Regions from separate parts of the Homo sapiens genome. Here region 2 is linked to region 1. A link is an interaction called in ENCODE POLR2A ChIA-PET data of the cell type or tissue named here. Cell type or tissue: OCI-LY7. All regions are shown on one strand. Each heading gives the region's core, and the rest is flanking DNA. Links, peaks and the distances in the headings are about the cores only. Region 1 overlaps SLC44A1 (solute carrier family 44 member 1). Region 2 overlaps FSD1L (fibronectin type III and SPRY domain containing 1 like).

Region 1 (15,178 bases), core at 5,015-9,014:
ACGAGCTCACGCCTGGCTATTTTTTTAATGTTTTAAATTTTTTGTAGAGACAGGATCCCACTATGTTGCCTAGGCTGGTCTCAAACTCCCGGGTTCAAACTATGCTCCTGCCTTGGCCTCCCAAAGTGCTAGGATTATAGGTGTGAGCCACTGCACCCGGCCTACTTTTTTATCTTTAGAAAATGTTTACTTTTCTAAAGATAAAATTTTGAATTAAGGAATTTCCAAGTTAAATTTCACACCACCATTTTGAACTTTCTACAGTTGCCATCTGGAGAGTAGCATGGTACAGCAAAACTAGTCCACTTAGAATGCTTCCAGGCTTAACAAATACTATACTATCAAATACTATTTGATGTGTTAACAGTACAGTCATTTAAAAATGTTATTGGCCTGGGAAAATTATTCATAAAAATATATTCTACTACCAGTAATTGGTTGATAGTTGTTTTTCTATGCTCCCCTTTCCCCTGCTCAAACTGCAAAGAAAGAATGAAATATTTCAATTTTGTAATTTTGCCTCAGATTTTTGGGACTATAGGGGATATATGAGATAAACCTACTATCACTTTTCTGTTGATCTAAACTAGAATGTAGAGATATGAAGTAGACTGAGGTCAGAGAGATACATTATGAGGTAGCTGGGATTAGAAACCTGCTTAATCTCTTAATCTCTTGTCCTTTCTGTAGTACAGTACTATTAATTCTTAATGTCTCAGGCTTTCTTTTCCTTTCATCCTTGGCTGCACATTGGAATCACTTGGAGAAGTTTACAAATGTTATGGAAGTGATGCCTGGGTCCTATTCCCAAAGATTCTTATGTATTGGTCCAAGACTGCGGGCTGGGCATCAAAAAAAGTTTTTTTTTCTGTTTTATAAGTGCTTCTTGCAGAGCAGGGCTAACCCATAATAGTACACCCAGAGTAGCCAGCATCAAAACTTTTAAAAGTTCCCCTGGTAGCCCTCGTGTGTCACCAAGTTTGAGAGCCACTCTTCCTTACCCTTTCTCTAGGTAATTTCATCCCTCGTATGGCTTCAGTTACAGTCTGTATGTTAACAGTTCCCAAACTAAATTACTGTCCTGGTCGCTGATCCTTATATCCAACTGATTAATTAGCATTTACACTAGAATATTGTACAGGCAACTCAAACTCAGCATGTTTAAATCTGTCCTCAAAATCGTACCCCTCACCCCCGGCTTTTTCAGTACTTTATCTCTGGTTCACCGAATGATACCAATGCCCTGGTTGTGGAAACTGGAGACTCGAGTCCTGTAGGGAACCTGCCTCTCACTCTTCTATATCTAGTCACCACATCTTGCCTCTTTGACCTTCTCAACGTCACTGCCAGCACTCCGGTTCAAGCCTCTGTCATCTCCAGCCCAGTACCTTGGTTACAGATCTCTCCGTAACTGTTCATGCTCCCTTCTAATTTTTCTTCGTATTGCAGTCTTGGTGATCTTTGAAAAATCCCAAGCTAATTGTGTTCCTCTCCTACTTAAAACCCTTTAATGGTTTCCCATTGCTCTTAGGACAAAGACCAGAACCCTTGACCCTGGACAACAAGACCCTGTGTGTGGCTGTTCTCCATCTCTCTATAGGGTCACCTTGTGGTGTGCTTTTCTTTGCTCATTGCACTGCAGCCTCACAGATTCTTCAGTTGGTTGTATTCCTTCCTCTTAGAGGGCTTTTGCATATGTGGTTCACTTGTCTAGGAGGCTCTTTGCTTTGCTCCCTGGCTTTTGGCTGGTTGCTTTAAGTTTCAGTCTGAAAGTCACTTCCTTGGAAAAGCCTTTTCTGATCCCTTCAAACTAGGCCATGTCTCCTCATTAAACTCTCATAGCCTTATGTGTTTTCCCTGTGAGCACTTAAAGCAGTAAACACGTAATTTTACAGTTAATATTAATGTCTAGACTAGGTGGCGGCAAACTACAGCCCATGGGCCAAATCTGACCTGCTACCTGTTTTTTATGGCTTACGAGCTAAGAATGGTCTTTACGTTTTTAAGTGGTTGAAACAAATCAAAAGAATATGATTTCATGAGAAATTTATTTAATAAATTATGAAATTTTAATTTCATTCACAAGGTTTTATTGGGACACAGTCATATTAATTCATTTACTTGTCTATAGCTGCTTTCATATGACAGTGTCAGAGTTGAGTAGTTGTGACAGAGGCCTTATGGCCTGCAAGCATAAATATTTACTCTGTGTCCCTTTACAGAAAATGTTTGCTGACCCTTGCTCTAGGCTGAGTTGATGAAGAGAGGGGCCGTGTTTGCTTTGTTTATTGCCATCTTGGTGCTTAGCTGGTACCAATACATGGTAGGTACTCATGAAATATTTGAATGAATTAACAGATATTCTGTTTCCCTCCATGGATAGAGGTGATTGAACTCCTACCTTAGAACACTGGGGTTTTAAAATTCATTATAAGAATTTTAAAACGATTCTTCTTTGGAAGACTCTTAACAGCATGTTCAGGGCTCTCTTAAGCAGCTTGTCTGTTGAAGGTATACATGTCACGTATGGAGCAAGTATACTTATAAAGGTGTAAGTTACTGGGTCAAGGTGGACAGGAAAGGGCTAGTGCGCTCAAGTAATGGACCAGTCAGATTTACAGTGGTGATGTTTTTATAGCAGGCACAAATGGGTGAGACTTTATGGCAAGCGTTGTAAAGAAAACGTGTTTGAGCTGGTGAAAAATTTAAGTCATTAAAGAGTTAGACATTGTTATCTCTGCTGTGGGAATTCACTCTGTGAAGATGGTTAAAGTTTTTGACACAGTAATATTTCCTCCTTTTTGATACTTTTTGTTTTCTAATTTATTTGGAATATAGCATAGCATAATGTTCCAATTTTGAATTTATGCATTGTGTAAAATTTAGTAATTTTTTTGGCAATTTAAAAAACAGATTTACATTTTTCAGTATGTTTTATTATACTCAATAGAGGGATGCCAGTTTTTCCCCTCTGGGGGACTCCTTTGTAATTGTATAATATGATAATGTTGTATAATAGGATTCATTTAACAAACATTTGGTTGATAAACCCCTGGAATTTATTTTTTTGTGAAAATATTATTATTCCTTTTAGTTACTCTCTACAATATCCCACAACCAGATATTTAGACTTATTTAGTAGGAAAACCCTTAAAAGCAACTTTTATTCAAATTTTTAAGGTTGCCAGAAATGCTGAAAATTATTAAATGGAAGTGTTTGACTTCTGGATATGTTTATAATATGTAAAGTAAAAAAACCAGCAGGAAGATGGAAAAATTGGAAACATGATTACTTCAAGATATTTAAGTAGCAGGGAAGGTATTAAAGTTTGTTTGTTTTTGTAGATTTGTGATAATATAATCATGATTATGATCTCAGAAAATTCTTCATTTTGAACTACTTATGATGTTACAGCTATAAGAAATAAAAAAGGCTGGGTTTGGTGGCTCACACGTATAATCCCAACACTTTGGGAGGCTGAGGCAGGAGGATTACTTGAAGCCAGGAGTTCTAGACCATCCTGGGCAATATAGTGAGACCCATCTCTACAAAAAATAGCAAAACAAATTAGCCAGGTATGGTGTCGTGTGCTTTTGGTCTCAGCTACTCAGGAGGCTGAGGTGGGAGGAAGATCTCTTGAGTCTGGGAGGTTGAGGCTGCATTGAGCTATGATCGTGCCTGTATTCCGGCCTGGGTGGCAGAGCCAGACCCTGTCTTTATTTTTTTTTGAGACAGAGTCTCGCTCTGTTGCCCAGGCTGGAGTGCAGTGACACAATCTCAGCTCACTGCAATCTCCGCCTCCCGGGTTTAAGCGATTCTCCTGCCTCAGCCTCCAAGTAGCTTGGACTACAGGTACCCGCCACCACACCTGGCTAATTTTATGTATTTTTAGTAGAGATGAGGTTTCTATGTTGGCCAGGCTGGTCTCGAACTCCTGACCTTGTGATCTGCCTGCCTCGGCCTCCCAAAGTGCTGGGATTATAGGCGTGAGCCACTGTGCCTGGCTGAGACCCTGTCTTAAACAAAGAAACAAACAAATAATAATAATAAAAAAAACCCTTAAATCCAAATAGCTAAAACATTAAGGAAAATTGATTATCTCCTATAGGTCAAGGGGTAGGGTAGCTTTCAGGTTGGTTAGTTCAGTGGCTTGATGTCAGCAAGGACGTAAGTTCTCTCCTTGTTTCTTTTTTGTCATTTTACGGAAGGTAGCTTTTTCTTAATTAGCTCCCCTCAAGATCCCAAGATGGCTATGGCTCTTCTTACCGTCTTTTGCTGAGCTGACAATCTCCAGTGGTTTTCCTTTCATGGGAATTAGAGAGGGCTGCACACTTATCCCTAAACAAGCTCTAACAAGAGGAAGGCAAAGGACTCTGCAATTGATTTAGAGTAACCAGGACTTCCCTCTGAGTCAAGTGAGGGGCAGGGCAACACCGGAACAAAAGGAGGACTTTGCCAGCAAGGTGGCGGCAGGGATGCAGGATTGGGCGTGGTGACTGGGTAGGCAGCCAATACTATCTGCTATGGTTTTGCCATTTTCTTTTGTCTTTAAATCAGACTTCTATAGTGTTTCCTAACATTTTACTTATAGCCCCATTATGAACTTCACAGTTCGTAGTTCAAAGTCACACAGTTAGTTATCTTCTTGTCCTAGTGATGCTGCTCAAGCCATTGCTGAAACCCCTGTCTTTCTTTTTTGCTCACCCCCACTGCATCTTTCCCATTCTGAGCTAAGGACAGCTTCAGATGAAGAAGAGCATTTGAGGTTGGAATAATGGTTAAGTGGTGAGTTAGTATTCTTGCAGGCCATGGTCCTTCAAGAGCACCTTGGCTGTTAGTATAACCTCTTCTCTCTCTAGCTTACAATCTCCTTTTCTACCTCTTTTGAAGTCTCACTTCTGTCTGTGTTTATCTCTGTTTCAAAATTGAGTATCAAAAAACTGATAGTTTTTATTTTCCTTATTTTTTTTCCACCTCCAGCTGATACACTTAAGGAGCTGTAATAATGAGTACAATCCACTAAAGAGGGAAAAAAAGAGAGCCTCTGTTTTCTTTTGTTTTAACCTGCTTACTTTCAGGTTTTTTTGTTTTTTTTTTTTTTTAATAATTAAACTGAAAAGTCATGTCATTATTTAGAATATCTCTGATATAAAGAGTTCTCACAGTATATAAAATGCATCCTTGCAATACATAATTTACAGAAGGAAATAAACCAGTGTGTAAATATGTTCAATCTTGTTAACAACCAAATTAAAGCATAGAGGCATCCTTTCACAGCTGTAACTTTGGTAATAGTTAACAAAATAATATTAATTGCCCAAGTGGTTTTGACTCAAATATACTTTATTGATTTGCTGAATAAATTGGAATGACCCTCTTGAGATACATTAAGAGCCATAAAAAAGTTAACATCCTTTATTTGGTAATTCTAAAGTTGAGTAATGCTATATGTAAGAATCTTTTTATTGTAGCATTATTTATAATGGCAAAAAGTTTAATTTAAAACATCATATATTTGCTGTAAAACTTTCTTCCTGTTTCTTAATAAAATCCATTTGAATTTAGTCTGTTATACTTCCTCATTGCCAACTAAATGGTCCTGCCTTAGTCATTGAGTAGCCTTTTGCCTTCCTCAGAAGTCCTTTCACTATTTCTTCTCTAAACAGCTGTTAGAATCCAGAGGATTGAACATCATTGTGTACTGGCAGGAGGGTGGGCTCTATAGCCAGACTATATCAATTTGAATCCCACCTTATCACTAGTTGAGTTATTTGGACCACATTCTTTAACCTTTGGTGCCTGAGTTTCACCAGCTATAAAATATAAACAATAATAAAACTTGCCTCAGATACTTTTAGCAAACTGCACAACTCATGAATGTATCTCAGAAATTACAATATTAATGTAAACTAAATCTCCCTGATGTTCTAATAACCATTAATCCTTCCCTTAAAAATGTTTTTGTGTTTGAGTTTTGGAAAGGTACCCTGACTTCCAAAAATTTTATTTTTATTTTTGAGACAGGGTCTTGCTCTGTCACCCTGGCTGGAGTGCAGTAGTGGATCTCGGCTCACTGCAACCTCCACCTCCCAGACTCAAGCAATCCTCCCACCTCAGCCTCCCGAGTAGCTGGGACTGCAGGCATGTACCACCATGCCTGCTAATTTTTGTATTTTTTGTAGAGATGGAGTTTTGCCATGTTGCCCAGGCTGGTCTTGAACTCCTGAGCTCAAGTGATCTGCCCACCTCAGCCTCTCAAAGTGCTGGAATTACAGGCATGAGCCACCACACCCAGCCTGGTTTATATTCTTGTGGTAATTTTATTGTGAGACAGAGTATCATTTAAGAGTTAGATCCAGCTGCATATGACAGAAAACTGAAAGAAACTAGATAAACCAGATAAAAATGTATTTCTTACCCAAAGTAAGTCCAGAAGTAGTGTTTCAGGGCTAATATGAGACTCCTCGTTTATCAAAGACCCACTCTCCTTTTGGTTTCATTATGTAAGCATATGGCTTTCATTCTTAAGATTACAAAATGGCTGGAAACTCTTTTTTTTTTTTTTTGAGACAGGGTCTCTCTCTGTCACCCAGGTTGGAGTGCGGTGGTGAGATCTCAGCTCACTGCAGCATCAATCTCCTGGGCTCAAGCTATCCTCCTGGTTGAGCTTCCCAAGTAGCTGGGACTACAGGCATGCACTACCACGCCCAGCTAATTTTTGTATTATTTTTATTTTATTTTATTTTATTTTATTTTATTTTATTTTATTTTATTTTATTTTATTATTTTTTGAGATGGACTCTTGCTGTGTCACCCAGGCTGAAGTGCAGTGGCGTGATCTCAGCTCACTTTAACCTCCACCTCCCAGGTTCAAGCATTCTCCTGCCTCAGCCTCCTGAGTAGCTGGGATTACAGGTGCCCACCACGACAGAGGGCTAATTTTTGTATTTTAGTAGAGGTGGGATTTCACCATGTTGGTCAGGCTGCTCTCGAACTCCTGACCTCAGGTAATCCACCCGCCTTGGCCTCCCAAAGTGCTGGGATTACAGGTGTGAGCCACTGCGCCCGGCCTTTTTTTGTTTTTGTTTTTGTTTTCTTTGAGACGGAGTTTCGCTCTTGTTGCCCATACTGGAGTACAGTGGCATGATCTCAGCTCACTGCAACCTCCGCATCCCGGGTTCAAGCGAGTCTCCTGCCTCAGCCTCCCAAGTAGCTGCGATTACAAGCATGTGCCACCACGCCTGGCTAATTTTGTATTTCTGGTAGAGATGGGGTTTCACCATGTTGATCAGGCTGGTCTCAAACTCCTGACCTCAGATGGTCTGCCCGCCTTGGCCTCCCAAAGTGCCGAGATTACAGGCGTGAGCCACTGTGCCTGGCCTGTATTTTTTTGTAGAGACGAGGTCTTGTCTCCCTATGTTGCCCAGGCTGGCCTCAAATTCCTGGGCTCAAGGGATCCACCCATCTTGGCCTCCGAAGTGCTGGGATTACAGGCATGAGCTACCGTGCCTGGCTCCCAGATTGTAAACTGTGTCTAGAAAATGAGTGCAAAGAGAGAAACAAACATAAATAATTAGAGGCTAAATTGGGTGGCAAGGAGTTCAGGGGACGGGGAAACCAAGAGAGGAAAGAATAGTTGGGGAGTTGGCTTCCTGAAAATGATTCTCCAGCAAAAGATCTGGTCTGGAAGAATGGGGTTTAGAAAAAGTGAAGGGCAGACAGATTTTAGTAGAAAGCAGGGAGAGGAATTCCAGTGTAAAGAACAGTTGGTCAAAGGCAAGGAAGCAGACAATAACTTGCTGCTTGTCAGTATGGAAAGGAGACCTGACCAGAGTGGAGTGAAGAGATGTTATGTTGCATTTGGGGAAGGCATTCATATTTGAAGGGGAGGAAAATGGGCAGCCATGGAGGAGTTTTCAGAGTGGTTTAAGGAAGATTAATTTGACAGCATAACTGCACCTGAATGGGAGAAATAGAAGGCAGAGGCCGCCCAGGGAGCTGTTCAGTAACTCATACCAGTGTAAACAGGAAACAGAGAAGAGTTATTGTGGAGTCAAAATAAAATAGACCTTCCTGACTTAATCTGGATATGTGGGATGAAAGAGAAGGAAAGAACAGATGTTTTGAACGCCACATCATGGAAGAAGGGTATTATAATGGCTAGACATGTTAGTTGAGATGGGGACTAGTTTGTGGAGAGGGGAAGATGAATTCAATTTTGTATGGACTGACTGGAGGTGGTACTGATATTAATACCTCCAGGCGGTATTTTCCATAGGGAATTGAAGACCCAGAACTGGATTTCAGAAAATGCTTTAAGTCATGAGCATATAGAATATAGAGAACACCAGTCATTGCTGGGGATTTACTGTGTGGTAGCCTCTGGGCTAAGCGCTTTACATGCAGTTCTCATTTTATTCTCATAACTCTGAGGTGGGTCCCAGTTAGCCTCATTTTACAGAGGAGGAAACAGAAACTCAGAAAGGCTAGGTACCTTGACTAGGATCGCCCAAGTAGTGTAAAACTGGGAGTAGTTCCAAGCCTGTGCACTTCCTGCTGTATTTCCCTCTGCTGTTCCAAGGACTGCTATATTAAATGGTAGATTGAATGTACCTTAGATACCACTTTTTTGTCTCTTAATTTCAGAGGTTGTGTGTGCTGTTTGCTGTTTGTTGTTTTGTTTTGTTTTTTGGGATGGAGTTTTGCACTGTTGCCTAGGCTGGAGTGCAGCGGCGCAGTCTTGGCTCACTGCAACCCCTACCTCCCGGATTCAAGGGATTCTCATGCCTCAGCCTCCCAAGTAGCTGGGATTATAGGCGCCAACCACAACACCTGGCTAATTTTTGTTTTTGTTTTTGTTTTTTTTTTTTGGTAGAGAGGGGGTTTCACCATGTTGGCCAGGCTGGTCTCAAATTCCTGACCTCAGGTGATCCGCCCGCCTAGGCCTCCCAAAATGCTGGCATTACAGGTGTGAGCCACCACGCCTGTTTGTTCTCTCTTTAAAGTCTATGTGTAGGTTGGTTTTAAATCAGTGCACCTCAAACTATAGAGGCCAGGGTACGACAGTTTGGAGCAGAGTCTGAAAGTGGTGGTTATAAACTTCAGACTCTAAGTAAGGACCAATGGCTACTGTGCGTATCCTCCAGGGCCCTTCCATATTTTCTTCTAAGAACTAAGTCTGAACAAGTCTGTCATGACAGCAAGTTTACTACTTGTTACTGTAATTGTGTTCTTTCCCCATAATTCACCAATTCCTGAAAATACACTTTTAAATAAGTAATGGATATTTATATGTTTAGTCAGTCTTTGGAGATTCATGGCCTTCGAAAGGGTTAATATAATTGATGCTTGTGTTATTAATATTGAGTGCCAACAAGGCTCTGGAGAGCAGTAAGAGAGGAAAGGGTGAAGAAAATGGCCTCAATAAAGTTGACTCTGGAGCACAAATGATTAGTGTGCACATTAAGATCAAATTACGAAGGCAGAGATTCCTACCATCAGAGCAAGAGCTGGAATTTTTAAAATAATAAACTTCATTTTAAAAACTCAGCATATTTAAGAGAGTTTTATTCCTTGCTTGCTAAGCCTCAAAGTTTTTCCAAATCTATTTTGCATGTGGTTTTGTATTTTCATGACAATTCTGAAACCACAGGTGTTGGAAGACAATTCTAAAGATACCAAGTTTTAAGTATATTTTGACATATTTTGAAACTAGCCATAGTTTTAATCAAGAAAAACATTTTTCAGTGTACACTGCTGATAGAAGCAGATTTCAGTTATGAAAGTTTGGAAATAATACTTTAATAAGGCACTTCATTTTAAAACTGAAAGCAATTCTAGTTTGCTGCTAGTTTAAAAAGTTTATAGTTTAATGTGATCTGAGAAAGTAAACCAAGACCAAGTGGAAACACTTATTTATCTTGAGGTTGCAACAAGCAAATTGAGCTGGGAGACTTCTGGGTGAGGAAGGATCTGCTACTTAAATCAGGCTCTAAGATATGATAGATGGTGCTCTACATGCCATCACTTTGAAAGATTTAAATGTTTCTTATGTAAGAATATCTTAATCAGGATTTCTCCCAAGTATGTGCTTCCAAAGCACCAGGGCTACAAGGTGTTCTGCCAAAAAAAGGGTTCTGAGGTCAGAAAAGTTTGAGAGGTTCTTCTTGCTCACTTCATACCACCCCCTCACTGGCCTCCCAACCCCATTTGAAAAGTAATCATGCATATTAACATATTTAGGGTCATTGCCCTGCCTCCCAGGAAACCAGTTTAACTTTGCTTAACTGGCCTTTATTGGACTTATCTGTCCTTTAAAATTTTTTTCACTATATCTTGAACTGCTCTCCTACACAGCACACTTTGAGTAACACTGCTTGAAATACTGCTTCTCAATTTCATTCTCCCAAATGACAACAAAAGTGATTATGGTGAAACCAGAAGCAACAATAAGGTTGTTGGATCAGGTGACTCTTAACTAAGAATCACTCAGCTCTGAAACTGACTTTAAGTGCATCACAAACTTCATGTTCTTCTTTAAGATATTGGCAAAAGTAGATAAATTTCAAGTCACTCAAGTATATTATAACTTAAAACCCTTTCACGTGAATCATTGTTTCTCAGATTAGTGATTTGAGATCTCCAAGGGATATTAGGTAGGGTAAATGATTGACAAAAGAATCCTTCAAGTTTGAAACTTGATAATATGAACTGCTATGGGGTCAGCTGGGCCAACAGCAAGAAGGGGAGCTATGATCTGCACTGGAGGATTTTCTCCTTTCTTCAAGTCTGCTGCAGCAGAGGGGCAGTTACAGTTATCACTTAAACTCCAAATGACCATTCGGAGATGGAATGCTATCTTTGGTTGGAGAAAGAATTGAGGATAGGGATGATGGGCCAAGCAAATAATAGATCCTCAATAAATGTTTATTGAATACATATGGAACAGGGATGGAGTATTCAGAGACTAAACATTTAGTTTGTGGTGCTGATACTTGTCAAGATTATGGTTAAAACAAATACAACTTGCCAATGGAGAGAAATGGGAATGAACCTGAAAATTAAAACTAGCTGCCGTTCAAACTGTTTAATTCTGGTGGGCTTTTGAATTCTACCTTGCTAGCATGTGTTCCTAGGTTATAATGAAGTCTTGGTGTATACATTAATATTAACCAATCAGGAAAAAAGGCACATCATAAGCTAGAACCCTCTGGGCCTCATCAAAACCTCAGTATGACAGGTAATCAGCACTGGACGATAGATTTATTATATAAGAATGAGGGCCTTCTTTCCCTTCTGCCACACCGCCTTCCCCCATTTCCCTGCAACACACCTCTTGTTTCTGGCCCACAGAGCATAATGAAAGCTCTTCTGGCCCATTTTCTCAGTGCCTGCCTGGGAGTAGACTGGGTAAAGCTCCAGTCTTAAGTATTTTGTTCAGAGTGTGACCTGGAAGATGACAAGCAGCACTGCTTCTGCCCATTGCAGCAATGAGGAAACTCAGGACAAAGGGAAGATGCTGAAAAGTAAAATAAAAGAACCGAGAATATCGGTAGAATAAAAAGAGAATCCCAAGCTGGCTGCATGCTTTGGTTCTGTTCAATGTTCATGGGCTGGTGTGCTGTCAGGCTAAGTACTGGGCTCAACAAAGAATGAGACTTTTCCTTCTGTAAGTGTGCAGTCTGTTAAGGGAGATGCTACGGAGGGGTGTAGCTTTGTCAGTGTGCCAGAGCCCAGCTGAATCTGTGTTTCTCTCTCTCTCTTTTTTTTTTTTTTTTTTTTTTGAGAGGGAGTCTCACTTTGTCGCTCAGGCTGGAGTGCAATGGCACGATCTCGGCTCACTGCAGCCTCTGCCTCCCAGGTTCAAGTGATTCTCCTATCTCAGCCTCCCAAGTAGCTGAGACTACAGGCGCCCGCCACCATGCCCAGCTAATTTTATTTTTTTATTTTTAGTTGAGACGGGGTTTCACCATGTTGATCGGGTGGTCTCGAACTCCTGACCTCAGGTGATCCGCCTGCGTTGGCTTCCCAAAGTGCTGGGATTACAGGTGTGAGCCACCACGCCTGGCCCTGTGTTTCTTATATAGCTAAATATTAGTATAGTTTACAAGGTGTAAAACACTGATAATTCCTTGCTAGATTTTAAACTAATTTTCAAAACTAAAAACTAGAAATACAAAAGTGCCCTAAAGGAACATAGATGTTATTTTTGAAGTTTGGTTTGTGTTTGTGCTTCACTGGTAAGGATGAAGTTCAGTAAACTTTAGGATAAAGTTATTGTGTCTGTAGGCATGACAGCATTTTATTATACAGAGTGAAAAAAATACTGTCCTTGAGTAAGAAAATAACAAAGCTTCAGATGCCTGTATGCAAGTCACAATGGCTTTTGAGGCAGTCCCATAGAAAAGATTGTACCTATAATATGGGTAATATTTTAATTTTCATGTTGAAATGACCAGCTTTTAAGCTAATAAATGAGTTTTCTTCTTTGATAGAGCAGATTCTAGAAATTTTAAAGTAGAACACATCGAAAGTATTCTTCTGTCGTTGTTGACTAACCTATGGTGGCTCTTTTGTTGCTCTTATGTGTTTATGACTTAGTCATGTATCTCTGCCCTGTTACCCTGCCAGGAAATCCATGTGCTCTTGCCATAGTCCCAAAGTCTCATACCTAACTGGGCACAGTGACCTGTTTAGTGTTCCATGGCCATGGACTAACTACAGGGTCCAGAATGGATTCAGGGACACCCAAGTATTCAATTTGTTTCCTACCACTACATCAGACCACCTTTCCATTTATCTTCCAGCTTTCTCCCATTCAGACATACATTTTCTGTTTATGCTCTTTAAGTTTTTAAATCTCATTTGGTTCCAAAAATGTTTTAGGTAATTTTTAATAAAATGTAAATATATTTAAGACTTTTGAAATGAAAAGCCAAAAGCTGAAAGGAGGTGGAGGTGGGATAAAAGGAAAAAGAAGCACAAATGTACCGAGTGCCTGAGCTTCTTCACCTACCAGTGTTTCTAGTCCTATTTTAGAATGATACTGATTCAAAGGAAATTGTCACATGGAATCCTTTTACAGAATTACACAACTGTCAGGGGCTTAAGAGGTCTACCAAGGTAGCCATGAATTTTATGTCACATACTCTACGTGGATTTTGTTCAGTCTTTGTTTAAACACTTCCAGCAACAGATAACTTACTGCTTCCTGAGGCATTTGTTCTACATTCAGGCAGTTATTAGAAATTTCATTTTGCACTACCGAGCTCTGTGTCCATGTAACTTCATTGTTCTGATTCTGCACCCATTAGCCAAACAGAATAAAAAACCGAAATTGGCCTTTAGTGTGTGCCAAGGTATGTGTGTGTGTTTTAAAGTTAAACACCTTTAGTTTTTACAACCATGTCTGAATGTCAGACTTTCAGAAACTTTACTGTTCTGGGCCACTTCTTTACTTTACTTTTATGCTTTCATGATTAAATCTATGTAATTTTTATTTTTATCAGTTACACATGTGTGTATTTTTTTTTTTTTTTTGAGATGGAATTTCACTCTTGTTGCCCAGACTGGAGTGCAATGGCGCGATCTTGGCTCACTCAACGTCCACCTCCCGGGTTCAAGTGATTCTCCTGCCTCAGCCTCCCTAGTAGCTGGGATTACAGGCACCCGCCACCATGCCCAGCTAATTTTTTGTATTTTTAGTAGAGACAGGGTTTCACTATGTTGGCCAGGCTGGTCTTGAACTCCTGACCTCAGGTGATCCACCCGTCTCAGCCTCCCAAAGTGCTGGGATTACAGATGTGAGCCACTGCGCCCAGCTCATATGTTTGTATTTTAAAGAGTTAAGCATTTCTAGGGCTTGTTATTTTAAAAAGCTCCCCACCCTCCCCATTTTCTGCTGCCCTGAGACCACCACTTTTAAATCTTTAATTCTTTTGCTTTTCCCCCTATATATCTTTAATATGCTTATACTGCTACCTCCTCGCTTTTCAATTTTTGACATTAATTTTGGACTCCACTGTAGAAGATAAAGATTGAGCTGTCTTCCAACACCATCCTTTGCCCTACCCTGTGCACCTACTTCGGGTTGCCCTTATCCTTCTGCTGCAGATATATCATCATAACTTTGTTTGGATCAATGTTCAGTCTTTTTTGTTTGTTTGTTTGAGATGGAGTCTACTCTGTCACCCAGGCTGGAGTGCAGTGGTGTGATCATAGCTCACTGCAGCCTCAACCTCCCAGGCTCAAGTGATCCTCCCACCTCAGCCTCCTGAATAGCGGGGACCACAGATTTGCACCACCACGCCTAGCTGATTTTTAAAAATTATTTTGTAGAGATGAGTTCTCATTATGTTTCCCAGGAGGGTCTCAAACTCTGGGGCTCAAGTGATCCTCCTGCTTTGGCCTCCTGAAGTGCAGGGATTACAGGCGTGAGCCCTCGCACCCTGCCTAATGTTTAGTCTTCATCTTATGACTAAGTGGTTGCTCTTAACAGCCGAGTCATGTAGTATTTCATCATTTGTCACTCTTGGAGATCGTGGTTGTCTTGTTCTACTGTCTACCCAGCTTTCTATTAATATGCACTTATAACTAATTGGCTTATAAACTCTCACCTAGTTGTGTGACTCTCCTTTGAGTAAGCTCAGATACCTTAGATATTCTTTCAGTTTCAATTTCCTGAATAGATCTCTCCCATACCTCCAAACTGGGCTGGATACTCTTCAGGCCTGCTTTTTTACAAAGCTGTCAATTTAAGATCTCCCTTCACATCATACCTGGAATTTTTTTTTTTTTTTTGAGATGGAGTTTTACTCTTGTTGCCCAGGCTAGAGTGCAAAGGTGCGATCTCGGCTCACCACAACCTCTACCTCCTGGGTTCAAGTGATTCTCCTGCCTCAGCCTCCCGAGTAGCTGGGATTACAGGCATGCGCCACCACGCCTGGCTAATTTTGTATTTTTAGTAGAGACGGGGTTTCTCCATGTTGGTCAGGCTGGTCTCGAACTCCTGACCTCAGACAATCTGCCCACCTTGGCCTTCCAAAGTGCTGGGATTACAGGTGTGAGCCACCGTGCCAGGCCCATTCTTTCTTGTATTGGATTCCCAATTATCTGGATCCCATGTGCTTTTTTAGTTTATTTTTTAATTTACATACGGTACAATTCACTTTTTGTTCT
Region 2 (15,178 bases), core at 6,841-10,840, 200 kb after region 1:
TATAGTTTAACTTTTTGTACAGATTATTCACATACATAGGGATCACTCTTTCTAAGAAAGGTACTTACTGTAGGAATAAGAAAGGGTGGAGAGGAAGGGAGATGAGAGCTCAGAGGAAGGAAGTCACCAAGAGCATATATTGTCACTTGTTTGCTTTTCCCCATTATTTTTCCTGCATATTCTTCCTACTTGGAAAGGGGTAGTGAGTGACAGGTGAGGCTTGACTGGACAAAACTAGATTGGGGAGATTGAACTGAGCAGGAGTTTTAAACATGACAACCTGCAACAAGTAGCAGATCTACACTTGGCTTCCTTATCCCAGTTTCCTGCTCCAAGCTATGTGCTATTCTTTGCCTTCATATTGTACCTTACTAGTTCTGAGAACCCCACCACATCCATAACCAACCAACTGTTCCATGTTCCAAAATTACGCCTCAGTTAAAAAAAATTGTTTCCTGAGGAAAGAGGAATGAAATTTGATTACTGTTCTGCATCCAGTATTGTGTCGGACTGTCACAACAGTTCTTATTCCTGTTGCACTGTTAGGGAAAATGAAGCCCAGAGAGGTTAAGTGTCTTGTTCACAGTCACACAGCTAGCAAATAGTAGTCTGGATTCAAGTCAAGTTTTTCTTTACAACCCATAGTTTTTTCATTACCACGCTTCTTGCCTGAATTCTTTGCATTTCAATGGTGGTATGATTAAAGTAATTGAAACTTAAAATGTAACAGGGATAAGCCCCTATAAAGCAGGGTTCCCTCCCTCCCTCCCTCCTGTGGGCGCTCGCTCGCCTGCCTGCCTGCCTGCCTGCCTGCCTGCCTGCCTGCCTGCCTTCCTTCCTTCCTTCCTTCCTTCCTTCCTTCCTTCCTTCCTTCCTTCTTTCCTTCTTTCCTCCTCTCCTCTCCTCTCTTTTTCTTTTCTTTTTTCTTTCTCAGAGTCTTGCTGTCTTGCTCAGGCTGATGGCTCACCATGGCAACCTCTGCTTTCTGTGCTCAAGCTATCCTCCCAGCTCAGCCTCCTGAGCAGCTGGGACTACAGGTGCATGCCACCATATACTTGGCTAATTTTTGTGTTTTTTGTAGAGACAGGGTTTTGCCATGTTGTCCAGGCTAGCCTTGAACTCTTGGGCTCAAACGATTGACCCGCCTTGGCCTCCTAAAGTGCTGGGATTATAGGTATGAGCCATCACGTCTGACCTAAAGTTGTTTTTTTTTTTTTTTTTTTTTTGTTAAGCTAGTTAAGTGTAGTGAAAATAGTTGATAGATGATAAAGAACATGATTTAGGTAAAAACCTGGAATTTGGTCTCTCTTGTTGCCCCAAATAAAAATCACTATTTTAATTTTAATTTTAATTTTTTTTGAGACAGAGTCTTGCTCTGCCACCCAGGCTAGAGTGCAGCGGTATGATCTTGGCTCACTGCAACCTCTGCTTCCTGGGTTGAAGAGATTCTTGTGTCTTCGCCTCCCTCGTAGCTGGGATTATAGGCGCCCGCCACCACACTCAGCTAATTTTTTAAATTTTTAGTGGAGATGGGGTTTTGCCATGTTGGCCAGGGTAGTCTTGAACTCCTGCCTGACCTCAGATGATCCTCCCAAAGTGCTGAGATTACAGGCAGGAGACACTGCGCCTGGCCTAAAATTACTATTTTTATTTTGTGTGTGTGTGTGTGTGCGTGTGTGTGCATGTCTGTCTGCATGTATCTTTCCCCTTTTTTCAACTCTTTTGAGGGAATGTCTTAGCTTTCTATAGTAGAACTGTGAGCAAGAAAGTAGAAATGAATACCATATTGACATACTTATGACCACTATATATAATACAGATACATTCATTTTTCAATTGAACTTGGCAGTTTTTAAAAATTAGAAAGATAGTGAAGCAGACCTTTTTTTAAAAAAATTTTAACATAGTGCTTGTTTGCAATGCGTGGCTGAATGTAAGCAGGATTATTTATACAGTAAACACATATTGAATGTTTGCTGTAGTGCTAGATATTCTACTCTTAGGGTGGAAAATATTTTAAAGTTGGTGGATTTTATCTCCAGACTTTTAAAAATATGTTTTTCACTCTTTGTTGGCACTTCTTCCCAGCCACAAGGTTCTGATAGAATCTGGTTTCAGTTATTGATGCTTGTTGATTGCTGTTAATTGAATTTTGAACTAATTTATTAAAAAAGTATTAACGTAGCCAGCTTTTGCATTTCTATTGCATTATAAATATAGGTAATACAAGTTTATTGTAGGAAAATAAGAATATAAATAAAGTGAAAATAAAATAAAAACCACTCAATTCTGCCACCCAGAGATAACCTCTTCAACATTTATGTCACCATCTAGTTTTTTGGTATGCATATAAAAACTTTTCTAAAATTATGGTATCATGCTATATATGCTGCTCTATAATTTGCATTTCACATAATAAATTATGGATATTTTTCCATATTAATCATTCTACAATACTTTTAATGATTCAACAGAATTCTTTTGTATGCATGTTTTACAGTACCCTTTTGTTGTATCTTTTTGTTGATCCCAACCTTTTAATGTTATAAATATCACAGATAAGCATCCTTGTAGCCAAGTCTCTGCTTACACCCTTAATTATTCACTTACAATAAATTAGAAATGGAATTACTGAGTCAATGTATATCTATTTCAAAAATTTTATTTGATACATATTGTCAAGTTGCCCTTGAGAAGGGTTGTTAGTTTATACTAATACTCGCATCTCCACTCCAATGCCACCTTCTTTCATTAAATGGTAGGACCTCTGGTTTCTTTGGCCGACTATGAGCCTCCTTGACTTTACTGGGTAAAACAGCCAGTTCAAAGGCCACTGCACATGGTTAAGGCTTCTTTATCCTCTGGTGTGCTTTATTTTCCTCAAATCCTAGATGGGAGATTACCTCCTCATATGCTGTGATATCTTAAACTGGGTTCAGGGCAGAAAGGCAGCATTCCCCAGCCAGTTCTTTTACTAGCATTTAGACTTTTTCTCAGCTGGTAAGCTAGACAATCAGAATTGATTGTAGGCTGTCTCAGTTACATCTGTGTACAGGTAGTGTTCTCAACTGTTTCACTGTTAGAGAGGGTGTAGCCTTCCATCATTTAGGTATATTATGATTAGATTCCTGAATTTCCCAGTTCTCTTTTTTTCACCTTCTTGCATCACATCTGAGCATGATACTTTTGTTAAAATAACTGGTGAGATTCTGATTATCTAGCTAACAGCTGGATAGCGCTTTCTTGATTCCGCTCTTTATCACTGTATGGTAAACCTACCTAACAGCAGTAGTTTAAGCATACTATTAGAATGATCCTGTATGGCAGACTCACCTGAATGTGTCTTCTGAGCTTCACTGGGCTGTGTAGTTACCTTGTCCAGCCCACTGCCACTGGACCTTTTCTGTATATAAGGCAGTTCTCCTGCTCAGCCTGCCACCACTGGACTCTCTCCCTTGTATGTAATCCCTTAATAAAATACCATGCCTCATTTGGTGGCTCTGGGTTTCTTCAGCCTCTTGAACCTGGTGCCATCCCCACTGGAGTCGATGGAGGGGTTCAGCATGAAGTCACCTAATTCAAAGGACAGGTCTATGTGTGGGATGATGCAAGTGGCATCATTTCTGGTGGCATTATTGGGCATTTTCCAGGAATGTTACATGCTGATTTGATCAATCCCTTTCCTCTGGTTGCAGGAACCCTATGATTATTTCATACAATCCCCAACAGTTTAGGCAGCCTAGGGTACAGGCTCTGGAGGCAACCTCCTGGATTTGAAAAGCAGAGGTTCTGGGGACAACCTCCTGAATTTGAATCATGACTGCCAGTTGATAGCTGTGTGACCTAAAACAAGTTTCTTAACATCTTGAATCTTTCCTTTTTCCAACCATAAAATGTGAAGACTCATACTACTTTTTTATCAGATTTGATGATTAAAAAGTTACTCCATATTAGCAGCACAGTGCCTGGCACATAGAAGGTGCTTAATGAAATACTAACTAAATTGGCTATAATAATAGTTTGACCCCCTTAAATTATAGATCTATTTGTGGTATTTGCAGGGGCTCTAGATTTTTGTATCTTGATTTTTTGGAATACTACTGTAGAATTTGACTCAGAAGTCTTCTCCTCCTCTGAGAAGATGCTGGTGGGAAACCCATATGTCAGCATTTCTCTAATTATGACCACATGGATGCTGATGCCCTCTGATTTGGGGTTATAACCTGTTGATCAGTTCCAGGTTTCCAGATTGTTGATCAGTTCCAGATTTCTAATCTTGAAGTAAAATCTTAGTCCTTTGGATGCCTTTAGCCGTTCTGACCTTTTCATGAACCTCTGATCTCTGTTTTATTAGGTAGTACAGTGTAGTCCTTTAAGAGCATAGACTTAGGAATCAAACTGTCTTAATTTGAATCCTGGCTGTGTGACATATTAGCTTTGATATTCTAGGCAAGCTGCTTAACTTCTCCATGCGTCAGCTTCCTCATTGGAAAATGAGGATAATAATAGTAACTTACTTCATAGGATTCTTGAAAGGATTAAATGAATTAATAATATGTATAGAGCTTAAGATAGTACTTGGCACTTAAGAGTACCAAAGTGCTCTTTTGCTCAGTCTATTGATTATCCTTTTACTTGATTGATAATGATTATAAACATAACTTTAAGCTGTGCTGCGTTGAAGAGAGTAACTTATATCTTGTACATCTTAGATTACTTTGATTCATTCCATAACAGTGGTTGCAGTTGTGCTTGGCTAGGGTGTATATGATGCTTTTTCTTGTTGGTGTAGCAGTTGCCTTAGTCTAAATCCATAGTCACATCATTGTATTTTTTTGTTGTTGTTATGAGGGCCTGGTAATTGTGCTACATCACCAAAAGACATTTGCTGAGATTGCCTGTGCAGACTTCCTATGGAGACTTATCTCATATATTTTACTATGATCTAGCAGAATTGGCATTTGTCAAAACATGTCTTCAGACCTGTGTCACCTAGAACTTTTAGTTGTCACCACATGAATCTTATAAAATATAATTTTCTAGATAAGCTTCAGATAATTTATATTGCCTTTATTCATCTCTGTTTATCTATTTATCCATCAGTGTTTGTAAGGTAACGGGAGGCTTGAGATCTGATATAAAAATCTGAGACCTTCGTAGGCATCCTTTAAGGTTGATAGAATCCCATGGGGCAGATGAAAGTTGTCTTTGCCCTTCTTTACCCATAAGGCTTTGATTAGAAAAAAAAATGAAATGACTATATGTAACATGGGCTCATTCTATAAGTACATTTTTGGAATTTGTTTTATCAGTACATTGTGTATATGTTTTAGGACAGAGGTTATAGGTAGAGAAACTGATAAGTGAGAGGGCTCCTAGGTAGAAAGCAAGTCAGATTAGATAAATTCATAGCAGGCTATGCAGCTGGAGTGTAACAAGGGAGAGGAAGTCTGGGGAGATGAAGCAGGTGAGGTAGGCAGTGGACAGATCATTTGAGATCTTATAGGTCATGTTAAAGATTTTCAGTTTTATCCAAGGTACAATGGGAAGCTATTGAAGAATACTGATCAGGAAGAGTGATGCTATCATTACCCTAGCTGAAGTATATAGAGAACTGATTACTGGGGAGAAAGATTGTTACCAGAGTCTGATTAAGAAAAATTTTGCTACAGTGAAGGTTGAGATATAGGTTGAGATATGATAGTAACTTTTACTAAGATAGTAGTAATAATTCTAATGTCACAGGATACTTTGGATGTTTCTTAACCAGCTAGAAACCTCTGTAGCTGGCAGTGTCTCTCCTTGAGTTTCACTCATGCCGGCTGGGCTTGTTCTGCCCACTTGGCCTGGCAGGCTGTGCTTAGCTCATGCTGCTGGCCTGGATCCCACACCTGCCGAGGGCGAGCCAGGCATGGAGCAGTGAGGGGTGTGTGAGCGAGCGAGTGAGTTTGGGGTCCGGCCACTGTGCACAGCCTAGCATGCTGGCTGCTGTGGCCATACGGGCAGCTCCGGGCACTGGCACAGTCACTGGCTCCATGCGAGGCTGCAGCTGGACCAAGCATACTGCAAGTGGCTTCCTCTGTGGGTGCCTGCGTCTGGATGAAGTGAACACAGTGGTGCCTGAAAACTCAGAGATGCCAGTAACTGCAGAGCCCCAAGGGGTCGGGGGCAGGGGTGCTACACCTCTCTTGTTCCTGCCACCTGCAGCTTGGCCAGTGGGAGTGGCAGGGCATGTTTCAGCCTGTTCAGTCCTGCCACCTTGCTTGGGCCCGTGGCTCCCAGGCTGGCCCAATCCCGTTGTCACTTGCTGTCATGTGGGGCAGCCGCCTGATGCTGGTGGAAGTTGGGAGGGCTATAGTGTTACAGCTCTGGCTCAGGGAATCCCGAGGTCTAGGCCCTTAGAAGTGTTGCTACTCTTCACTCCTGCAGTTCATGTCACTGTCTGCAGCTTGGTGAGCTGGCCAGGAACATGTTACAGCCCCTTTTGCTCCTGTCTGCAGCTTGGCAAGTGGGCCAGGAAAGTGTTACAGCCCTTTCTGCGCCTGCCTTTTGGCGGTTCCTGAGTTCTTGTCCTGCGTCCAGGAAGAATGAGGTTGCATGGACAACTGGATGGTGAGCAAGGCAGTGGAGAGTTTTACTGAGTGACAGAACAGCTCTCAGTGGAGAGGAGTCCTGAAATGGGTAGTCCTGATAGATGGCTGAGTCCAGGGTTTTTATGGGCTCAAAGTGGGGAAGTGCATGCTGATTGGTCCATGGGCAGGAGGAAGTATGTGCTGATTGGTCCATGGGTGGGCGTGGAAAAAGCACCATTTGTTTGACTGAAAGGCATAAAGGAAATTCTTATTCAGGGTTGTGGATTCCATCAGGAACTGGCAGCCCAGTTTTCAGGCTTCAGACTGTCTTTGGCCTGAAGGTCAGGTTTCACCAGGGACCCACCCCTATCTGCCTAGGACTACGTCTGCCTCCTGCTGCTATCACTAGAACCATTAAGGGGTAAAATCTATAGAACTTTGTGACTTCACGTAGAGCACAAATTAGAGGAGAGGAGATAGTGATGATGGCCTAGCTTTCTGTCTTCGCTCTTGATTAAATTTGGAGGTCCTGGAGGGATAGACTGGGGTAGAAAACTCGTTGAATTATGATATATTTTAGATCTTTTCTGCTCTCTTTCTCTGCCCTGGCATATTGCCTACCATATCTAGAAAACACTTTTTAAAAACTGCTGGATTTGATGCCTGTTCAGCCAGTCTCCCCTTGTATACCTCCTAGATTAGGCACATACTATCCTTATATACACCTTTTACTTGACTCCTACCACCATAGAGAAAATTTTAGCTTTATGTCACATATGCAAGCTAGGGTCAAGTTTCAGAACTCAGCACATGTAATCCTGTTTCTTTAGTTTTCATATGTTTTGGTGCTGTGGTGGTAGTTTTGTCTTAAATATTCTGATTCCTTGTAACTTGTTTTCCAGTTCTACTGAGCACCAAGTTCCTTAGTGCTTTTTATCTTTATGCCATTTCCACTTAGTTCCAGCCAGTCCCCATTCTTGTGAGGGTCAGAAAGGTTGAAGCCTTGGCCCTCTCCCTGATAAACTTACTATTTTAGAATGCTAAATATGAGCCTTGGATTACAGTCTTTTTCATTTGCTCATCCTCTCTACAGCAGTTGCAGATTAAAGGGCAAGTGGATCAGAGCTTCTGGAGCCTTTGTCTCAGTAGTCTGCCCTTGGGGAACTTTGCGAATATTTCCTTCCTCCTTTAAGCTTAGAAAAGCTTAGCAGAGAGGCAGCATTTTATCTGTATTAGCTAACAAGGTCACATTGGTTGCTATGACTTTCTCTTTATGATCTGAATGGTTGCTTTTTCTGCAGCCAGGTTTACTAATGTATTCGGTAGCTTTGAAAATATAGATGATCTTAAATGCTGGGGTTCCAGAGTCCTCTACAGCTGGCTTGTCCATTCTGATAGCATCTCAGTGGTGTATTGTAGCCAAGGCTCTGAAGCCCTCCTCATCTAAAGATTGCAGTGCGTCCTCTGAAAATAATCTAGGCCTTTAGTCTTTGCAGTTTTGGCATTAGGGTAAAGCAACTTTTCTCAGAATGTGGACCCTTTATCTAGGTGTGTATTACAGACTCTCATGCTGTACTGGAACTCCTTGTTAAATTCAAGAGCTGTAGAGTGCTCTCTCTTCAAAGAATGAGACTGTGTTTCTCAGAAATACTATATCAGCCTTTAAAGACCTTTCTTTCTCATCCACTTTCTGGGGAAGTACAGTATTTTTACAGCCTTAGGCAATTCATATAGGATATCATTCCCCTAAAGGCTTTAACACAGATTGTAGAGTTTCTTTCCAGAAGTATGGCTATTAATACATCTTAGGCCAATACAGTTGAAAAGGGTCTTTCATCTGTGGTAATAGAATTTTGAATGAATTTAAGAGGAATGGTAAAGATAAGATTAACTGTAATCGCTGGGAGTGGTGGCTCATCCCTGTAATCCTTGCACTTGGGAAGCCGAAGTGGGTGAATCACAAGGTCAGGAGTTCGAGACCAGCCTGGCCAGCATGGTGAAACCCCATCTCTACCAAAAAATACAAAAAATTAGCCAGGCACGGTAGCTTGCACCTGTAATCCCAGCTACTCGAGAGGCTGAGGCAGGAGAATTGCTTGAACCCAGGAGGCAGAGGTTGCAGTGAGCCGAGATTGCACCACTGCACTCTAGCCTGGGTGACAGAGTGAGACTCCATCTCAAAAAAAAAAAAAAAAAAAGATTGACTGTAATCTAAGGGTGGTATTTTTTTGGAGGTATGCGATAGTATCATAGAAAATGGAAGGCATTATTCTGATGATTCTTTGAATTTGTCTAACCTGTATGTCAGTTGTCCTTAGGTGCAGTCTTGTTTTTGTTAGCTGCCAACTTTGACGTGGACATTTGCACTTTCTGTGATCCCAAGAAGTCTTCTCTAACCCAAAACATGAGTGAACGGTGTAAATTTCACAGGAGAGAGGAGTGTATTTGTTTCTTCTGTTATGGTATTGGACCCCGAAGTGGTGTTACTTATGTACCAATTTCTTTTGAGAGTTGGTAATTTTAAAATGTCTTTCACCTTCTAGAGTTAATATTTATGTAAATAAAAACTGAGAAATGAGTGAAATTCTGGTAAAGGAAGTTGGTTGTAACATTTTAACTTATATCCACATATAGCTATTATAATTCAAGAATCTGGCATAACATAAGCACATAAAGAAATTCTGGTCTTCCAAGAAAAAAGTTCAGAAAGCTTTTAGGTCGTTTATTTTTAATTGCAAATTAATAAGATTAATAGAGGATCTCTGCCCTATTTCCACTCTTAGAAATATATGGTCTGTTTGGATGACATAGACCTCTTAAGTCTGTATTATCCAGGATGGTAGCTTCTAGCCGTAATGTGGTTTTTGAGCACTTGAAATGTGGCCAGTTTGAATTGAGATATGCATAAGTGTAAAATACAAACTGAATTTTGAACACTCCGTACCAAAAAAAAAGAAAAACTCATTAATTGTTAAATATTGACTACATGTTGAAATGATAATATATTTTGAATCTATTAAATAAAATATTAAAATTAATTTATCCTGTTTTTCCTTTACTTTTTTGATGTGGCTGCTATTGGCTCCTACTGTATTTATATTGGACAGTACTGCTTTAAGGAGAATGAAAACGTTACAGTTGATAAAGCCTGTTTTCTGATCTCTAACATCACTATTGGACCAGAGTCTATTAACTTGCAGCAGGTTGGTAGCTCTTAAAGGAGCAGAGGTTTTAACTTGAAGATCTGATTCAAAATTAGAGCATTTAGATGTCTTTGACTATACTCATTAAAAAACAGGAACATTAAAAAGGTAGGCTTTAGCTGGGAGCAGGGATCATGCCTGTAATCCCAACACTTTGGGAAGCTGAGGTGGGAGGATTGCTGGAGCCCAGAAGTTCGAGACCAGCCTGGGCAACATAGTGAGACCTCGTCTCTACAAAAAATCAAATAATGAGGCAGGTGGATATGGCTTGAGCCCAAGAGGTTGAGGCTGCAGTGAGCTACGATTGTGTCACTGCACTCCCACCTGTGTGACAGAGCCTCAAAAAAAAAAAAAAGGCTTCTCATTAAAATCTTGGGAGCTCAGGTCTTATCTAGTTGGGGCAATAAGTTACAGCTATCTCCAGATTTTTGCTATGTAATTTCTGAAATGCAAAGCTTGCTACTAAACTTAGACCAAAAAAATATGTAAATGGGAAGCTATTTTATGCTAAGGAGATTTTATTTTTTGCTCTGAACTGTATCTGCCTTTTTTTTGGTACCAATGTTTTATAATTTTTTTTGGTGGAAAGTTTTTTTAAGTTTTGTTTTTTTTTTTTTTGAGATGGAATCTTGCTCTGTCACCCAGGCTGGAATGTAGTGGTGTGATCTCGGCTCACTGCAACCTCCACCTCCCGGGTTCAAGCAATTTTCTTGACTCAGCCTCCCGAATAGCTGAGCTGGGATTACAGGCGCCCATCACCACGCCTGCCTAATTTTTGTCTTTTTAGTAGAGACAGGGTTTCGCCATGTTGGCCAGGCTGGTTTCAAACTTCTGACCTCTGGTGATCCACCCGCCTCAGCATCCCAAAGTGCTGGGATTACAGGCATGAGCCACTGTGACTGACATTTTTTTTTTTTTTTTTTTTTGAGACAGAATCTTGCTCTGTTGCCCAGGCTGGAGTGCAGTGGTGAGATCTCGGCTCACTGCAGCCTCCACCTCCCAGTTCAAGTGATTCTCCTGCCTCAGCCTCCTGAGTAGCTGGGATTACAGGTGCATGCTACCACGCCTGGCTAATTTTTGTATTTTTAGTAGAGACGGGGTTTCACCATGTTGGCCAGGCTGGTCTCAAACTCCTGACCTCAAGTGATCCACCTGCCTGGGCCTCCCATAGCGCACATGTGTGGTGGCACATGCTTTTTTCACTACTACAATACTTTATATGAACATTTGTATAAAATGTTGCCAGGTATGGTAGCTTACACCTGCAGTCCCAGCACTTTGGGAGGTTGAGGCAGGTGGATCTCCTGAGGTCAAGAGTTTGAGACCAGCCTGGCCAACATGGTGAAGCCCCGTCTCTACTAAAAATGCAAAAATTAGCTGGGCGTGGTGGCGGACACCTGTAATTCCAGCTACTCGGGAGGCTGAGGCAGGAGAATTGCTTGAACCCGGGAGGTGGAGGTTGCAGTGAGCCGAGATCACGCCATTGCACTCCAACCTGGGAGACAACAGCCAAAAACTCTGTCTCGAGAAAAAAAACTTAAAAAAAAAATGTTATCTCCCTTCAGACTGTTTCCTGGGCTCCTTATCTATAACCCTTTGTCGATATCTGATTATATTTTTTAGGAAAACCTTTATTCCACAAAGTCTTATAGGCTTTATTAAAATATTTAAGCTCATAGGTGCTTACAGAAAAAAGTCCTATGCTTCTGAGAAAATTACAAAGTATTAAAGTACTTGCATTTGATTTTTTTCTGAGACTATAAATAACCTTGTTTGGTTTTTGCTGTTGCTACCAATGAGGAGTTACTGCAACTAGACTTGTGCTGTCCAATATGATAGCATTGGTTACATTTGACTATATAAACTTAATTAAAGTTGGAAAAATTAAATTTAGTTCCTCAGTTCTAGTCACATTTCAAGACTTCTTTAACTGTGTGTGGCTAGTGGCTACCATATTGGGCAGCACATTTATAGAACATTTCCATCACAGTGGAAAATTTTATTGGATAGCACCGAACCAGAGAGAAAATTAACCAAATGTTTTATTTAAATAGGAAGCATTATCAAAGTCTGAGCTATCTGCTACTAAAATTGCTTTATTTATTATAGTTCTACAGCATCTGTAAATATTGGAATGAATGTTGTCATTCTAAATGCACATGTATTATCTAGTTTCATATCTCTAAAATAGGTTTATTTTTGTAAATAAATAAAATGTTGATGAATTTGTGTCTCCTCACTTTTATTCCTCGGTTCCTGATGTTGTATTCCGTTTCCATTTGTTTTTACAGCATTTAAAGATTTTGCTCTATTCCATTGTCATGGCTGATGACCTAAAATAATTCTATTGATATTAAGTTAAACTGATCATTTTCAATCTGAAAAGTATCATGGTGATTAAGTTGCATATTAGGAATAAGAGGGCTTAATACAGTACAAATATATACCCCATCTTTTCTAATTATAAGCCTTTGGAAGTTTTGAAGAATGAGAAATTTTACATTGCTCCTATTTGTTATACAATATACTCTTACATAAAGTTTGTTTAGAGAATGCTTGTTAATGAGTTTTGTAACTCTTCCATTGAAATATAGTATTTTAATGCTTTTCTTAATTCTAGGAAGCTCTACAGAGGATCATTTCAACTCTGGCAAATAAAAATGATGAAATTCAGAACTTTATTGATACACTACATCATACACTAAAAGGAGTTCAGGTATGATTGTTTTATGAAAAATTTTGTGTAAATATGTCACAATGAGCCAAATCTGAAGTACAAATATACTCTATGAATTTTGGGTTATAAACTAATGGAGGTGAGAGCAGAGCTTTAAAATAGCAGATAAAGTAAAAATGTTTTCATTGCAATTCCTGTTTTGTCCATGGAAAAATCCAAATAGTAAGGGAAAAGGAAAACTCTGGAATAGTAGTTGTTAGAAAATACCAGAGTGCTCACTTTAGTCCTTTTCCATTTGACATTTTTTCTAATATAAATTAAGAGCAATTTGTAGTTTTTCAAAAGTGCTGGCAAGTAAAACGTTTCTTTTACAATAAACAATAGAAGAAAAATTTTGGCTACGTGTGATGGCTCATGCCTGTAATCCCAGCATTTTGGGAGGCTGATGCAGGTTGATGGGTTGAGCCCAGGAGTTTGAAACCAGCTTGGGCAACATGGCAAGACACCGTCTCTACCAAAAAAAAAAAAGATACAAAAATTAGCTGGGTGTGGTGGCATACACATGTCATCCCAGCTACCCAGGAGGCTGAGGTAGGAGGATCGTCTGAGCCCAGGACGTCGAGGCTGCAGTGAGCATTGATTGTACCACTGCACTCCAGCCTGGGTAATAGAACGAGACTGCATCTCAAAAAGAAAAGAAAATGTTATTGGTAAGGGGTCTACTTGTAGAAGTAGATGAAAGTAACATAAAAATAAAAGGTAAAGTGCCCATTGAGAAGGGAGAGGAATACTTAAGAAAATAGTTCCAGGTTTGGGGAGATAATCTATATTGTAAGTAGTGACATATTGATTGTGGAAGAGAGAACTCAAGATAATCTGGTTGCTAGAAATGTACAATCTACCAAGACTGAATCAGAAAGAAATAGAAAATCTGAATAGGTCAATAATGAATAAGGAAATTGAATCCACAGTGAAGTCTCCCATCAAAGAAAAGCCTGCAACCTGATGGTTTTACCACTGAAATCTAGCAAATATTTAAAGAACTAATATCAGTTATTCTCAGCCTCTTCCAAAAAAATCAAACAGGAGGGAGTAGTTCCAAATCCATTTTTACAAATTCAACATTATCCCAATAATAAAGCCAAACCAGGGATACTACAAAAGAGAGAAATACAGGCCAGTATTCCTAATCAACATAGATGCAAAAATCCTCAATAAAATACTAGCAAACTGAATTCAGTAGCACATTAAAAAGATCATTTACCATGATCCAGTAGGATTTATGCCTGGGATGCAAGGATGGTTCAACAGAAGTCAATAAATGTGATACACCATATTAACAAAACTAAAGACAAAAAAAAGTGTATGGTTATCTTAGTAGATGCAGAAAAAGAATTTGACAGAATTCAACATCCTTTCATGATAAAGACTCTCAACAAATTAGGTGTAGAAGGAATGTACCACAACACAGTAAAGGCCATATGTATAATAACAATCTCACAGCTACCATCTTATCAAAGGTGAGAAGTCAAAAGCTTTTTCTGTAAAGTCAGGAACAAGACAAAGATGTTTACTCTCACCACTTTTTTTTTTTTTTGAGACAAAGACTTGTTCTGTCACCCAGGATGGAGTGCAATGCCGCAGTCTCAGCTCACTGAAACTCCTGCTTTCCAGGTTCAAGCGATTCTCCTGCCTCAGTCTTTAGAAGACTCTAAAGACTCTACCAAAAAACTGTTAGAACTGATAAATTCAGTAAAGTTACAGAATGCAATATCAACACACAAAAATCAGTATTGCTTCTATACATGAAAAACGAACTATTTCAAAGAGAAAATAAGAAAACAATCCCATTTGCTGTAGCATAAAAAAATAGGAATAAATTTACCTAAGGAAATGAAAGATCTGTATACTGAAAGCTATAAAACACTGATGAAAGAAATTTAAGAAGACAAATGAATGGAAAAATATCCCATGTTTGTGGATTAGAATTAACATTGTTAAAATATTTGTACTACCCAAAGTAATCTACAGATTCATTGTAATCTCTATCCAAATACCAATGTCATTTTCCACAGAAATAGAAAAAATTCTAAAATGTATATAGAACTACAAAAGAACCAGAATAACCAAAATTATCTTTAGCAAAAACAACATTCATGGGAGGCCGAGTCAGGTGGATCACCTGAAGTCAGGAGTTCAAGACCAGCCTGGCCAACATTGTGAAACCCCATCTCTACTAAAAATACAAGAATTAGCTGGTCGTGGTGGCAAGCGCCTGTAATCCCAGCTAGTTGGGAGGCTGAGGCAGGAGAATCGCTTGAACCCAGGAGGTGGAGGTTGCAGTGAGCCGAGATCGCACTACTGCACTCCAGCCTGGGTGATAGAGTGAGACTCTGTCTCAAAAAAAAAAAAAAATAATTATTTTAGCTATCTTGAACTATTTTATTGGAAAATTGGTGAATCAGCTTTCTTTAGATAAGCATAAAACTCATGGCTATAAAGCTCTTGATCTGTGGACAAGCGAATCATCACATTTGGTATCTGGAAAGAGAGATCTTATGTAGAGCTAGCTCAAACCATTCTTCTGATTGATAAATTATTAGAATTCTACCTTAACGTTAGAAAAAAAAAGTAGTGGGGGAATTAAACTACAACCTCGTTGCTGAAGATGGGAGCTTAGTAGTAGGCAAAAGGCAACAAGATGCCATCTGGTGATTGAGAGGAAA

What was found. ChIA-PET counts read pairs that join two places held together with the same protein. Peaks named below come from ENCODE experiments on the same cell type or tissue, not always from the same donor. Only the 100,000 strongest peaks of a DNase experiment are listed, where the experiment ranks them.
Region 2: POLR2A ChIA-PET joins it to region 1 with 5 read pairs; 4 of 35 experiments call an interaction of 5 or more read pairs at or near these places.

What each region holds. Positions count from the first base shown.
Region 1 is chr9:105,250,014-105,265,191 of GRCh38, forward strand. The region is part of intron 1 of SLC44A1 (solute carrier family 44 member 1); the gene reads left to right. Among named protein-coding and RNA genes, the nearest start is that of SLC44A1, 13 kb to the left of the region's middle. In OCI-LY7, for the core only: no CTCF peak of the experiment used is centred there; no DNase peak of the experiment used is centred there; H3K4me3 peaks cover 1,549 bases; H3K27ac peaks cover 1,673 bases.
Region 2 is chr9:105,451,841-105,467,018 of GRCh38, forward strand. It overlaps FSD1L (fibronectin type III and SPRY domain containing 1 like), which reads left to right. Exons shown (of 14, transcript NM_001145313.3): 2 at 9,680-9,775; 3 at 12,396-12,491. Among named protein-coding and RNA genes, the nearest start is that of FSD1L, 11 kb to the left of the region's middle. In OCI-LY7, for the core only: no CTCF peak of the experiment used is centred there; no DNase peak of the experiment used is centred there.